2 separate regions of the Homo sapiens genome follow, and region 1 is linked to region 2. Evidence: read pairs that join two places in POLR2A ChIA-PET (ENCODE). Cell type or tissue: HepG2. All regions are shown on one strand.

The links. Peaks named below come from ENCODE experiments on the same cell type or tissue, not always from the same donor. Only the 100,000 strongest peaks of a DNase experiment are listed, where the experiment ranks them.
Region 1: POLR2A ChIA-PET joins it to region 2 with 12 read pairs; 2 of 35 experiments call an interaction of 5 or more read pairs at or near these places.

The regions. Positions count from the first base shown.
Region 1 is chr9:123,461,141-123,469,140 of GRCh38, forward strand. The region is part of intron 13 of DENND1A (DENN domain containing 1A); the gene reads right to left. Among named protein-coding and RNA genes, the nearest start is that of MIR7150, 20 kb to the right of the region's middle. In HepG2, no CTCF peak of the experiment used is centred here; DNase peaks (open chromatin) are centred at 4,341, 6,061 and 6,581.
Region 2 is chr9:123,248,930-123,256,929 of GRCh38, forward strand. The region is part of intron 1 of STRBP (spermatid perinuclear RNA binding protein); the gene reads right to left. Among named protein-coding and RNA genes, the nearest start is that of STRBP, 16 kb to the right of the region's middle. In HepG2, no CTCF peak of the experiment used is centred here; no DNase peak of the experiment used is centred here.

The DNA.
Region 1 (8,000 bases), 210 kb after region 2:
TCTTCATTGCTTTTGCCAGTTCTATTCCTTCTGCCTGGACTGTCCTCCTGACACATGCAGGCCTCTGAGTGGCAGTCACTCATCCCAGTGCCGTGTGCACTCCTGGGTGCTGGGATAGTCTTCACTGGTATCCCCTCTCACCAGGAGCTCAAGGGGCCAGAGGCTGAACTCATCTCTGTACGCCCCAGGAAGAGCCCAGCCCCTAATCAGAAGCTCAGGGATGCTGGTTAAAGAACCACGAAATGAGTTGAACCCTGCTTCCAGCCACAGGAGCCTTGTGTGGTCTCAGTGTGTCTCTGACACTGTTTGGCCTGATGGTAAAGAGGTCTCAGAGCTCGATGCCAGGCAAGTGGCACCCATGCACAGGGAGTTGAGCTGCTCCAAGGAAATGCTCACTGAAGTGGCTGGCAGTCACTCCTGGAGCTTTGGCTCAGGGTTGCCAGGAAGAAGTCTGCTGAGGGCCCGATACATTCAAGAGAGTTTGCAACCAGATTCGTAGATGAGGTAGTCTGAGGCAGAATTTAGCTGCAGGAGAGCAGAAAGAATCTCGCCTTTGGGGAGACATAAACATTTTGGGCCTGTTGTGTGCTCACGGGAGGTGATATCCCCCGGACAAGATGTCTGCGCCCTAAAAATGCAACAGGACATGGGCATGGAAGGGAAAGAGTCAGGGGAAATGTGACAAGGGGCTTTTTCTGAAAAGAGCTTAAAGAACAGCATCAGATGTGTGAATTAGACATGGGAAGAAAGTCTATCACATGGTGTAGTGTTACCAGGGTGGGGTGGGGTGGGGGGTAAAGTGTCCACAGGAGTCCAAAGAGGAAACGGCAAATTCTCCAGGGCGGCAGGTCAGAAAACATGATAAGTGGACACTTCGGCTGCGCCTGGAAGGGTGAATAGGACTTAGGTGAGCAAATCCTGTCTGTTCAGGGCCCAACTCTTCTATCTTAATCCTGCTGCAAGGCAGTGACGTTGTCACCCAGAACCATGCATAAAGGTCTGAATGGCACCAGGCACAGAGGGCTCTTTTCCCTGGAGCAACTCACCTTGTAAGACAAAGGCAATAATCATAGTTTAACTCTCTGTGAGGCACAGTGCTACGCACTTCACAACTCTTTTTAACATTCTGGAAACTTTCATGAAGTCGAAATTACACTCAAATTTTACAGAGGAATAACTGAGGTAAAGACATCTGCCCAGGTGACAGGATTCAGACATTGCAGAGTCAGGGTTAACAGCTGGTGGCTTCCCAAACCCAGGTGTGCAGCATGCATGTGGTCTACTGCAGGCCTGGCTTCTCCCTGCAGCCTCAGTCCTAAATGCTTGCCCTGAGACCTCCCTGGACAGGAGAGTTCTCTTTAAAATTGGAACCCTGGCCAGGCACGGTGGCTCACGTCTGTAATCTCAGCAATTTGGGAGGCTGAGGTGGGCGGATCACCTGTGGTCAGGAGTTCGAGACCAGCTTGATCAACATGGTGAAACCCTGTCTCTACTAAAAATACAAAAATTAGCTGGGCGTGTTGGCGCACGCCTGTAACCCCAGCTACTTGGGAGGCTGAGGCAGGAGAATCACTTGAACCCGGGAGGCGGAGGTTGCAGTCAGCCAAGATCACACCATTGCACTCCAGCCTGGGCAACAAGAGTGAAACTCCATCTCAAAAAATAAAAACAACAAAAAAAATAAAATTGGAACCCTTTAGGTTCTCCTGCACACAAAGCACCAGCCCTTCAGTGACAAACAGCTCCTGGGAGTAAACAAACCGCTGTCAAGGCTCTTTCTGCCACAGGCCCAAGGTGAGGTGCCAAGCCACTCCCACCAGCTCGTCCACCTGCGTCCTGCAAGTAAAAATGGCGGCCCCCACTCCATTGTGCATGGAGAAGAGTAAGGCAAGGTGTCTCATTATTCTCCCCTGAAGTGCTGATTTAGTTCTACGAGGCTGATTAAGCCCTTTGTCTTCTTAGGTGACATTCTAGGTGCTGGGGCTACTGGCTGATAGCAGTGTTAATTCAGGGAATTCAGGCCGTGAGTGTTCAAGCTTAGATCACATTAGCAGAGTTTTCCAAGTATGACCTGAAGGACAGTAAAACACAGCTGCTTAACCCTGTCGAGAACTTTGTTACAAAAAGACAAGTTTTACTCCTGGATTATCTTCTTGACATATGGAATCCATCGGAAACACTATCATTAATAAGTTGAATCCTTGTTAACAGGTAAAATTGGTGATTTCAAAGGTTTTTGATACTTCCAGAAATAAATGACTCTATCCACAGCATTGCTGATATTTTTATTGGCATAAAAATAAAATCTCTCATCAGATTTTTCAGCAAGTTTCCTTGTTCTGAAGACCCATAGAGTATTACATTCTTCTTTTACTGATTTAATTTTTATCAAAATTCTATGTGCACATTTATGAGATTCTTATGAGAAATGGAAAGAATCTCAGACCTCTTTATGGACCTTGCTTAACATTTAAAAGAGTTAATGTCGGCCAGGAGTAGTGGTTCACGCCTGTAATCCTGGCACTTTGGGAGGCTGAGGTGGGCGGATCAACTGATGTCAGGAGTTCAAGACCAGCCTGGCCAACATGGTGAAACCCCATCTCTACAAAAATACAAAAATTAGCCAGGCATAATGGCAGGTGCCTGTAATCCCAAATACTTGGGAGGCTGAGGCAGGAGAATCACTTGAACTCGGGAGGCAGAGGTTGCAGTGAGCCCAGATCACACCATTGCACTCCAGCCTGGGAGACAGAGCGAGACTCCAGCTCAAAAAAAAAAAAAAATTAAAAATAAAAAAACAAATAATAATAAAAAGAGCTGATGCCTGCTGGGCTTCATACCTAGGTGATGGGTTGATAGGTATAGCAAACCACCATGGCACATGTTTACCTGTGTAATAAACCTGTACATCTTGCACATGTACCCCATAACTTAAAAACAATAAAATACAAATTAAAATTAAGAAAACACATACTTTTGGAAGATCCATCCACACACCCAAACATTTTTAAAGCACTTACTATGGTCTAGGCTCTGTGTTAGGGGAATGCAAACACGAATAAAATAGAGTTGGTACAAACAGTAATAACTAAATGAGGGATGAGAAGTGGATGAAAATATAGATAATGTAAGAATGGCAGAACATTATGTTCATAGCAGCTCTACTCACATCAGCCAAAAGATGGAAGCAACCCAAGGGTTCATCTGTGGAGGAGCGGATAAACAAAGTGTGGCATATACACACAAGGGAATATTATTCAGCCCTAAAAAGTAAGAGATCTGATACATGCTGTAACATAAAGGAATCTTGAAGACATTACGTGAAGTGAAATAAGCCAGTCGCAAATAGATCAACGCTGCATGGTTCCACTTGTATGAGGTACCTAGGGTAGTCAAACTCACAGAGACAGAAAGAATGGTGCTTGCCAGTAGCTGGGGCAGGGGGAAGGGTGAGTTTTTTAATGGGTACTGAGTTTCGGTTTCGCCAGACAAAAAAACTTCTGGAGATGGAACAATGTGAATATACTTAATGCCACTAAACTGTGCACTTAAAAATAGTTAAGATGGCAAATTTTATGTATATTTAAGGACAATCAAAATTTTTAATTAAAACTTTTTTTTTAACTTAAAAAATAGAATAATGGAATATTTATAGCAGTGGAAGCTGGGAGATGGGTTCACTGACTTTGTATAAGTTTGAAATTTTCCATAATAAAAAGTTAAAAAGGCCGGGCACAATGGCTCATGCCTGTAATCCCAGCACTGTGGGAGGCCGAGGCAGGCGAATTGTCTGAGGTCAGGAGTTTGAGACCAGCCTGGCCAACATGACAAAAACCCATTTCTACTAAAAATACAAAAAAAAAAAAAAAAAAAAAAAAATTAGCCAGGCGTGGTGGTGCAAACCTGTAGTCCCAGCTACTCAGCCAGCTACTCGAGAGGCTGAGGCAGGAGAATCGCTTGAACCCGGGAGGTGGAGGTTGCAGTGAGCCAACATTGTGGCACTGCACTCCAGCCTGGGCAACAGAGCAAGACTACGTCTCAAAAAAAAGAAAAAAAAAACATTAAAAAGAAAAGCTCCTGTATCAAAGAATCCTGTCTAGTTCAGGGAGCAAATAACAACAGTACAGTGTGACAGCTAGCACACCAGAGGGCTGGTTTTTGTCTTTGATTTTTTTTTTTTTTTTTTTTTTTGGTAGAGGCATCTGTATGGAAACTTAAAACTCTGTTTCTATTTGATCAATTTAGATGACACAACATGGTGGAGTGAGAATGTGGCTTGGGTGGAAAGACCTGCATTTGAACCTTGACCCTGACTGTACTAGCTATGTGCTCTTAGGTGACTAACTTGTCCCTCCTCGTCTGTGACAATTATACAATGCCAACCTACCTCACAGGGTTGCTTTGAAGAGTAAAACAGATGATAAACAAATAGATTCTTTCACAATAGACTTTCAACAAATAACTGTTTCCCCTGAGGGTGGAGATTGGGTCTTACCAGGGCTGGCAACATAATATGCAAGACCAAATATAAAATAAATATGCAGGAAAAAAGTGCTGTTAAAATATAGAAGTGCCGAACTAAAATATAAACCTTTTTTCTTTTATGGTGTCTTTTTAGACCTATCATGATGCTTTTAAATGTACTATTTAATGTCATTATAAGAAAAAATAAAAATGTAAATTATATTGGCATGAACTTTGTCATTTAGCTTGGCCTTGTGCAATGCCAGTTTTAAATGCTAACTCATATGTACAATTGTATTTTATAGCTTGTACATGCATTTATACATTTGTATTTTGTTCTCATCAGACAGTGGAAACACTGCACAAAACTAACGCCATTGTTTTTATTTCTTTTTTTCTTTTTTAATTTTTTTAGAGATGGAGTCTCGCTCTGTCACCCAGGCTGGAGTGCAGTGGCGCGATCTCGGCTCACTACAAGCTCCACCTCAGGTTCACACCATTCTCCTGCCTCAGCCTCCTGAGTAGCTGGGACTACAGGCGCCAGCCACCACACCCGGCTAATTTTTGTATTTTCAGTAGAGGTGAGGTTTCACCATGTTAGCCAGGATGGTCTCCATCTCCTAACCTCATGATCCTCTTGCCTCAGCCTCCCAAAATGCTGGGATTACAAGCATGAGCCACCGTGCCTGCCTTTTTATTTATTTATTTTTTTTGAGACAGAGTCTACCTCTTTCTCCCAGGCAAGAGAGCAGCGATGTGATCTCTGCTCACTGCAACCTCTGCCTCCTGGGTTCAAGTGATTATCCTGCCTCAGCCTCCTGAGTAGCTGGGATTACAGGCACCTGCCACCACACCCAGCTAATTTTTGCATTTTTCATAGAGATAGGTTTTCACCATGTTGGTCAGGCTGGTCTCAAACTGACCTCAAGTGATCCACCTGCCTCGGCCTCCCAAAGTGCTGGGATGACAGGCGTGAGCCACTGCACCTGGCCTATTTCACTTCTTGCTATCTGCACATTCTCTATCTATCTCCAGCTTACTGATGAGAAAGGTAAAGGAACCATGGTTGTTTTATCTTTGCCTTTCCTTCTATGTCATCATTTTCAGGATAAATGGTTGGCTAAGTACAAAGTAACATAAATAAGAAATATGATAGGTTTCCTTGGTCATTCATGTTTCTTAGAACATCACAGGCTGAGTGGGGAGGATCTCTTGAGCCCAGGAGTTTGAGACCAGCCTGGGCAACACAGAGAGACCCCGTCTAGACCCCATCTCTTAAAAAAAAAAAAAAAACTAGCCGGGCTTGGCTAGTGGCTCAAGTCTGTCATGCCAGCTACTCAGGACGCTGAGGCAGGAAGAAGTCTCGAGCCCAGGGCGTCAAGCCTGCAGTGAGCCGTGATCACACCACTGCACTTCAGCCTGGGTGACAGAGCAAGACGTCTCAGGAAAAAAACCCAAAAAAACAAAAACAAAACAAAACAAAACAAAACAAAAAAACATTATTGCCTTCTTTCTGTATTTGAAGCAAGTTCTGGTTCTAATGGAAAGTGTGGCCTCTTGGGGCTGTCAGACATGGACATGTTTACTTTGTGAGCACGTAGAGTCCTGCTGAATGTCCCCACATCCTGGGTCCACTGGAATTTGGTGCTGCAGGCACTAGAAAATTGTATGGGGTTGGGATGGCGAGGCCCCATGGAGACACATGTTCTGTGCGTGTCTCCTTTGCCAATGTCCTTACTCTACTGTCCCATTTATAAAACACCAGTTCAGGCCTGGTGTGGTGGCTCACGCCTGTAATCCCAGCACTTTGGGAGGCTGAGGTGGGTGGCTCACGAGGTCAAGAGATGGAGACCATCCTGGCCAACATGGTGAAGCCCCATCTCTACTAAAAATACAAAAAATTAGCCAGGCATATTGGCGGGCGCCTGTAATCCCAGCTACTCAGGAGGCTGAGGCAGGAGAATCGCTTGAAATCAGAAGGCAGAGGTTGCAGTGAGCCGAGATCGCGCCACTGCACTCCAGCGTGGGCAACAAGAGAGAAACTCCGTCTTGAAACAAAACAAACAAAACATCCCCACACCAGTTCAAAGGTAAAAATGTTAGGAATTTCAGGACGGTGACAGCAGAGCATTAAGCCAAGCCTGGGGCCCTGTGTGACTGCACAGGTCCATGCAGGTGGGGCCAGCCTGGTTCCTGAGCATGACACTCAAGGCTCTAAGTGACCTTCTCCAGCTGCCTTTCTTGCTTATGACACCCTGTCCACCTCACTCACACACACATCTCCTCCTGCAGAGGTTCTGGGCTGTCCACCACACCCTGAGCATTTTGTGCACTCTCACTCCTGGCTGCCTTCTTCATGGTACTTCCTTGGGGAAACCTTACTTGAATCATTCAGATGAAGAGGACCTCATTTCCCACTAAATGTCTCCACCAACCACCACCTGTACCCAGGTGGACTGTCCCCAGCACACTGCAAGTTCCTAGAAGGCAGGCTCTGATTCATGGTCACTCTGAGAAGTGGCAGATTGGGGGGTTCCACTCTCAGCTCTGCTCCTTGCTGCTCTTGGTGCCACCCTGGGGAAGTGACTACACCTCTTAGATCCTCATTCTTGTCACATGTAATGTGGGTAGAGCTACCTGCCTCCGGGGACTGCTGGGGGATTAAGCAGGGATGAATGAGATGGTGGAGGTTCACAGATCTCATCCTTGGCTATTCACCAGAATTACCTGGGTTATTTTAATCCCCAATGCCAGAGTCACAGATTTTGAAATTCCCCAACTGACTCCAGTGCAGCTAAGGCGGACAACCCCTGGTACAGGTGAAAGTGACCAGCACAGAGCCTGGACCCACTTGACAGTCCTTTTTAAAAACTTAAGAATAAAGCAAGCTGGGGAATTTGGCCCTATTTCTCACCAGCAGTCCCATCTCAGTTGCATTTTGTTTAAATGCCTCCAAATTCCCTGCTGGGGCCTCAGCATCCCTCCCAGAGCTGGGAGGAGAACGCTGTGCTGGTCTGACGGCTTCTTCTTACAGGGTCAGCTGTGGCAGCTGCCAAGGAGCCAGGGTGAGGTCCCGGCCAACATGGAAAAAGCTAGTGTGGTGTCTGGCCTAAAGAATGCCAAGACCTTGTTTACCAGAAAGCTGAGAGAGTGGGGACAGCAGGCTTAGATGACAATGACTTCAGGTTAGCCAGACACTGGCGTGAGTGTGAGGAGAAGGCAGCCAAGGTCTGCTGAGCTCCTGTTTGGGACCAGATGACCTGCATCCTTCACTCACCAAATCCTCGCCAGAAGGGAGATCTTCTGAAATGATTTCCACTTCATGGATAAGGAAGGGATGCCCATACAGGTGAAGCACATTGCCTAAGGTCCCAGGGCTCATGGTCTAATGACCCCTGAGCCCACACACACTCCTTCCCTGCCCTCAGAGGGCCTGGGTTACCAGGGATCCCAGGACCATCAGGTGGACTTGGGAAGGTGGGTCACTGCATGGCTATAGTCAGATGACTCTGGCTGGGCTGGGTGGGGACATGCCA
Region 2 (8,000 bases):
TACACTGCTCTGTCTATAAAAAGCACTCAAATATTTAATGACCTATTCGCTGCATTTCAAAATTTGGCAGCTCTTTACTTCAAGGAATAAGATGGTTTCTAAGACTAAGGCTTAAGTAGCAATCCATTTCATAGTAATTTCCAGATTATCTCTTATTAAGGCTGTAGGCCAAGCCACATGGCTCTCACCTGTAATCCCAACACCTTGGGAGGCTGAGACAGGAGGATCACTTAAGCTCAGGAGTTGGAAACCGCAGGTCACAATGAGACCCCATCTCCACACACACACAAATTTTTTTAATTAGCCAGGCATGGTGGTGTGCATCTGTAGTCCCAGCTACTCGGGAGGCTGAGGTGGGAGGATCACTTGAGCCCAGGAGGTCAAGGCTGCAGTGAGCTGTGATCATGCCACTGCACTCCAGCCTGGGCAACAGAGTGAGACCCTGTCTCAAAAAAATAAAAATACGCTTTGGAAGGCTGAGGCAAGAGGATCACTTGAAGCCGAGCTTGAGACCAGCCAGGGCAACATAGCAAGACTCCATCTGTACAAAAAAATTAAAAAACTAGCTGGGCATGATGGTGCATGCCTGCAGTCCCAGACACCAAGGAGGCTGGAGTGGGAGGATCACTTGAGCCCAGGAGTTCAAGGTTATAGTGAGGTATGATTGCACCACTGCACTTCAGCCTGGGTGGCACAGTAAGACCCTGTCTCAAAATAAAAATTATTTTTTAAATCTGTTTTTAAATTATTTTTAATTAAAAAAATATAAAGCAACCGAGTCACTCCTTTTAGCTTACCAATTTTTCTAACTTTGCAGTTCTGCAAGTGTGGTTTAGGAACCCCTGGAGGTCCTCAAGACCTTTTCAGGGGTCTGCATGGCCAAAACTATTTTCCAAGTAGTATGAAGGCACTATGTTTCTTTTCCACTCTCATTCTTTCCAGAGTACAGAGTTTCCCAGAGGCTATATAACGTTGAAGACGGAACATGAAATAGGTCACATTTGGAAGATCAAGATAATTCAATGAATCAATATTTTCCAATGGCCAATGCATAATGTTATAAAACCATGTATAGATAAAAGATCCAATCAAAATGCAAAGACCAATGGATTTTAATGTAACAGGACACAAAATGTTCACTGATCTGGTTTCAGATTCTATCAGGATACTACCATTTGTCAAGTTTTGGTGTAGTATCAAAGAAGAATATCCAAAATTATCTGAAAAAGCTATTAAAATATTTCTCCCTTTTCCAGCTACATATCTGTGTGAAGGCAGATTTTCTTCTTCATATACTTCATCAAGAATATTAAAACAGACAATGCAGAAGCAGCTATCTGAACCCAGCTGTCTTCTAGTAAGTTAGGCATTAGTGAGAATTACAAAAATGTAAAACAATGCTAGTCTTCTCACTAATTTTCTTTTGTCTTGTGTTAACATATAATAGTTTATTAGCATTTTTAAATAAATATTTAAATTTTTATCAGATATAATTTCCGATAAATATCAACAGATACAACTCACATAAACAAGAGATCGTTGGGGTCCTCGATAATGTTTAAGATTGTAAAAGGGTCTATAGTTAAAAAAAAAAGTTTTTTTTGAGAACTGCTGGCCTAACTATATGTAGGTTGATTTGGTGTTCCCAATGCTAGGTTTTCTATCCATTTCACTAGGGAAATGCAGCCATTTCTCAGGAATGAACCATGTCAACACTGTACAACTTGGAGCAGTGGTCACTTAAGCTCTTGACAAATGTTTTGCACTCATTTTGCAATCAGCAATCCTCCTCCAATGAACAACAGATTTTCAGCAAAAGGCTTTGGCAAAAACATCAACCATTCTTTGATTCCCATTTCATAACGAGTAATCACTTAGCTATATGATCTGTTTTAAAGGAAAGCAGGGCTGGCTACAGTGGCTCACACCTATAATCCCAACACTTAGGGAGGCTGAAGCAGGAGGATGGCTTGTAGCCAAGAGTTCAAGACCAGGGTGACAAAACGAGACCCCATTTCTACAAAAAAACAAAAAACAAAAAATTTTTTTTTAATTAGCCAGGTCTGGTAATCCTGTAATCCTAACTACTTGTGAGGCTGAGGCAGGCAGACCACTTGAACTCTAGGAGTTCGAGGCTGCAGTGAGCCATGATCGTACCACTGCACTCCAGCCTGGGCAGTGGAGAGAGAGAACCTCTCTGTCTGTCTCTGTTTCTTTCTCTGTCTCTGTTTCTTTCTTTTCTTTTTTCTTTCTTTCCTTCTTTTCTTTTCTTTTCTTTCTTTCTTTTCTCTCTCCCTCTCTCAAAGAAGAAGAAGAAGGAGAAGGAGAAGAAAAATAGTACAAGAGAACGGACGGCACTTACTGAGCCCATCGCAAATGTCAGGCTCTGTGCTATACTTACATTATCCCATAATCTTCAAGACCCCTCAAGACCCCACAAAGTAACACAAAGCAGGAAACTAACTCAGATTTACTTGCCAAAGGTCACACAGTTAATACATGGTGGAATCAGGACTCAAAATCAGGCCTGTGTGACTCCAAAGTCCAGTGCTCTCTCCACTTTACCAGGTAACCTTCATAATACCGGATTGGAAATCAAACCTGTCACTTACTTTCTATGTCCCTGAGTGAGTCACAACTTCTCTCAGCCAGCTTTTTCATGTACAAGATAAGAGGGTTAGTATAGCTGATCTCCAAAGTCCCCTCCATAGCTAATATTCTTAGATTGCAATTCATCACAACCTCAACCTTACAGTTACAGTGTAAAAGTCCTTTGTATGTCTTTCTAAACAGAACAAGAGAAACAATGCAAATAATGGGGAAGTAATGAGTAAAATTATTAGGCTAAGATATAGCTTTTCATGCTTTAACATTAACAATCATCATGAAATACACTATAAGCATTTAGTAGGCATTGTATACTTTTCATTCCAGACAACAAAAGCTCCCTCCCTTCTTTGGCATAAGCTTGGGCATTCGGCCAGCTGACATCTCTAAGGGTGGTAAGCACCTGTTAACATGCTACACAGGAATACCTAACTGAAAGGGATTGCTATAAGGGAGCAAATCCCTCATCATTAGCTTGCATAGCACCATCTATTTTTTTTTTTTTAGCTCAATTATACAATACCCAATGAAGGTATTTGCCAGGCATTTCTGAGAAAAAGGAAAAGTTGCAGGAAATGGTGAAAACTGACACATGGCACTTCAACACACAAACAAAACACAAATCCAAGAAGAAACGTGCTGATTGCAGGACAGTATACAGATGAGGTTTTCCTGTATTTGCACCGTGATGTTGGCTAGGCTATCAAAATTTAGACTTCTTCCTATAACACGGACCATTTGAACACAATTCACTATGTGCCAGATACTGTGCTGAGCCCTTTAGAGACATCACCTCTAACGCTACAGAGCTGTAACATAAGATATTCATTTTAAAAGAGGAAAGGTCTTACAGCTAGTAAGTGACAAAGACTTGAAAACAAATCTGACCAACTCCAGAGCCTGTACTCTTCACAGTACATTTCTGCTGGTTTCAGAGAGAATGAAATGTCACCACTAGGTCAAAACAGAAAAGCAATGTGTAATATTTGAGCCAAGCTACAAGGGCATTTTAAAACTTTTAAATAAAAGTTTTTAAAAGCTTAAAATCCATTTATGGAAGTACCTAGTATTTAGATATTAGCGAAAGTCACAAGGTCACTGTCAAAAATCTATACTTCTTTGGATAACTATCAATACACACACTCAAGACATTTGTAGATGGCTGCTATTGCTATACCTTATATTCTTGTTATGCTCACATAACCTTAAAAAAATCTCTTTGTCCAAAGTAGCCAGAGAGCTGTATTTTACATGATACCATCCTTTTTACCCAAAGCCAGCATATTTTAACATATTACCCCAGGGCCTATTACTGAAGGGAAGTAACATGATTCGGGCCAAAACACAGTAGAAAAGTGACAAGGTTTATGAGGTGACTTACTAGGGGCTTTCAAAGGAATGACTGACAACTGGCCTACCAAAAGTTCTTTCAAACTTTAAAAAAGCTAAAATAAAGTTTTTTAATAGGGGCAAAAATGTAATTACAAAAGTCTTCAATACACACAATTTGAGTTATGCTTCACTGGAATTGAATCACCACTTTTTAAAAGGATCTTAAAATGGGAAATCAATCAAGTTCCAATACTGCTCAGACTAAACCACTCAAGCAAATCAATTTATGAATTTAAAATAAAATCATATAAAGACTCATTAAAAGAGAAGAAAAAAAGAAACAGATAATTTCTAAGAACAAATGTCAGAAGCTACATTGCCATTTCTTCTAATTGTTCATGATAATGTCCATAAAGAGTTCCAAAGATTATTTCCTATTTTGTTTTTCCTCCTGTGCATACAAATCATAGTGGGACAGGATAAAGTGGCAACTAACAAACACCAACAGGACTAACAAACTCAAATCCCCTTCCCTTACACACTGTACTGCTAAGAGAGTACTGAATCCCTCAAACGAGATGATTCCTTCCATGTGTTTCTTTTTGCCTGCTCATTCCCAAATTTAGTGACAAGAACACCCAACTTTTCAAGCCAAATAGATATGGATTTGAATCCCAGATTGACCACTTATCAGCTAAGTGATTCTAGAGTTACTGAACAAGGCTTCATTTTCTCATCAGAAATACAGTAACCACTTTGAAAGGCTAGTGTGAAGATTAACAATAATATGCACAACGCATGCCTGCTATCAGCATTATTATTCATTATGTGCCTGACACATTCTTTTTTGATGTTGCTGCTGTTTGTAATATCACTATTAAATAGCATAAGAAGGATACTCTGTTTCTCACTGGCAAATCGGAAGCAGGCAACAAAGCACTAGGAGTGACCTGTAATACAAACTTGCCCTAGTCGACCTTACTTGTCACAGCAAAGATTTTTATTCTAATTGCTTAAAAACTTTTCAAACTGCATAATGGGTAAGGGGTTTTATTTTGAAGTGATGAAAATGTTTTGGAACTACATAAAGTGGTGGTTGCTCAACATTGTGAATGTTTCATTTAAACTGAATCGTTCAGTTTAAAATGGTTAGCCTTTTAAAAAAACGTTTTCAGAAGGAACGAGGGGGAAAAAATCTTAATTATTCCAATTGAACATTATTAGGTGTAATAACACCCAATAATGACCAACCAACTAAGCTGGTTAGTGACCAACTCAGCTACGTTCATTTAAGATTTCCTGGTACACATTTCTAAACAGCAGCCTGACATGGTGAAAGCAGCCCAAGACTGAAGGGCAAGAAATCTACCTCTTGCCAGTCAGGAGATCGAGACCAGTCTGGCTAACACAGTAAAACCCCATCTCTACTAAAAACACAAAAACTTAGCCGGGCGTGGTGGCGGGCACCTGTAGTCCCAGCTCCTCGGGAGGCTGAGGCAGAAGAATGGCATGAACCCGGGAGGCGGAGCCTGCAGTGAACCCAGATCGCGCCACTGCACTCCAGCCTGATCACGTGAGACTCCGTCTCAAAAAAAAAAAAAAAAAAAAAAAGAAAGAACAAAAAAGAAATCTACCTCTTGCCCCAACTCTGCCACTAGTTGGGTGTGTGATTTTCAACTAGTGCCTTAACCTCTCTGGAACAAAGCAGGACTAAAAGGATCTCGCAGGTTTCTCACAAGGGTAAAACTTTATATTCTTAGCAAACCAATCATGTGAAATAAAATTGCCAAGATTTAAAAAAATTTACAATATACTCCAAATCTGAAAAACTAAAAGCCATCACACCTCCGGTGAGGTGAAAAATATAAATTATCCTAAATAGGAAAATTTTCTCATTTCAGGACAGTTGGGTCCTACTGACTCCTATTTAATGGAAAACAAAAGGCTCTATAATGACAGTGCCAAAATAATGTTCACTGACAATATTATCTAAGGGCAAAGAAAAAAGACTTAATAAAGAGACGACTAATGTGATAAGCTCAAGGTCACCCTTCTAAACGTAGCCGGTGAATTGCAAGTTTTCAACAAACTCATCATGTCTTTTTTCAACTATTAAAAAATGCATTAAATATATAAATATCATACATCATTAGCCTATAAATAAAAAGTGTACACAATTATCAATATCATTTTGCAAATAATTTTTTTGTCTATCATCTTTGGGTTAAAAACACCTCCTGCTACAGGGCTCTGAAAATGCTATAAATCTAAAAGAACCTTACACTGTTGTTCTTGAATCTGCCTGGCATAGAAAGCTACATCCTCTGATATCTTCTGGTATTTTGTTAAATGTAGGCTGTTAAAGAAATGTTTTGGCAACTAACATCTTAACTACCACTAATTAGGTTAAAAGGCTTGTCCTCTTCCAATGTGGCTCTATGTCCTAAGGGGAAAAACAGGAGTATGGTATGGCAAAAGCATGCAAACCTTTTAATTCAAATAAACACTGCCTTCATCTCAAGGTGATCAAGGTTACTAGTTGGGAACACTCAACTGCTCATCTGTTTTCTTCAAAGACGTAAGAAAGGCACTACTTAGATATCCATAACCAATGAAGCAGCAGTAAAGGAGATTTCAAAGGATAACCTGTAAGTTGTATCAAGCTACTGAGAATACATAGTGTTTTTACAACCAGAGCAACTTATCTAACAAACTTAGTGAAAAGGGTTGAGCTACTTACAGATGAAAAGAAAAATTCAGGTACTGTGTCAAAGTTTTCCAAATCAATTATCTAGATTCTGATGCCAGCAATAGATCCAGCAACTGAGTCTTACTTCTCTTTCTGGGAGTTAGCTATATCAAAATGAAGGCACGAAAGCAACAGATGCACATCCTTTCTAAAGAGAATACTAATTTTCTTTTTATCAGAATCATCATCACCTGTATATAACCATCACACCTGCAAACGTTATACCAAAACCAAACAAATTTTCCTCCTGATCTCACTTCTCTTGGGCTCCCTGCTTATACTGAGGGAACCCCAGGCTGCCAATCAAGTAGGCTTGAAACCCTGTAGTTGTCAGGCTTGTTGCTCAGCCCTCACATTCAGTAGTTACCAAGTTGCAACAGTTCCAAGACATCCTTTCTTTCTTTTTTTTTTTTTTTTTTTTTTTTTTTGCTAGTCTTGCTCTGTTGCCTAGAGTGGAGTGCAGTGGCATGATCATAGCTCACTACGGCTTTAACCTCTTGGGTTCAAGCAATCCTCCAACCTCAGGCTCCCAAGTAACTGAGACTACAGGCAAGCACCACCACACCCAGCTACTTTGTTTCTATAAAGATGTGGTCTCATTATGTTGTCCAGGTTGGTCTCGAACTCCTGAGCTCAACTGATCCTCCGCCTTGGTGTCCCAAAATGCTGAGATTATATATATACCTACTTCCACTACCTATACCTATTTCCACTACCTTTATTGCTTTCCCCCCAAATTATTACAATAGCATTTTAATCAGTGTACAGTAAGTTGTCATTTAATGTACTTGATAGGTTCTTGGAAACTGCGACGTTAGAGGAAATAACATATAATAAAACCAATTTATCAGAGGCTAATTGATATATACAACGGTTAAGTTCTTCTTGTCACAAAAACATCACCAAACTTCTAAATAAAAACCAAAACGCTTGTAATATTAAACACTGAAATAAATGTGAGCTATATATATATGTAAGAAAAGTTAACAAAAAACAAGATGACTACTTAATTATTCCAGTTCAAGAATGCAGATGGCCAGAGCCTATCCCAACAACTCAGGGCACAAGGTGGGCACCAATCCTAGACAGAACACCATTCCGTCACAGCGCACACTCACACACACACCCTCACTCACTCATCCTGGGACCATTTAGACAGACCAATTAACCTAAACTGCGCATCCTTCAGATATGGAGGAAACCAGAGCACCCAGAGAAAACCCACACAGACATGGGGAGAACGTGAAAACTCCATGTAGACAGTGGCTCCAGCCAGGAATCTTTTTTTTTTTTTTTTGGTCAACATTATAAT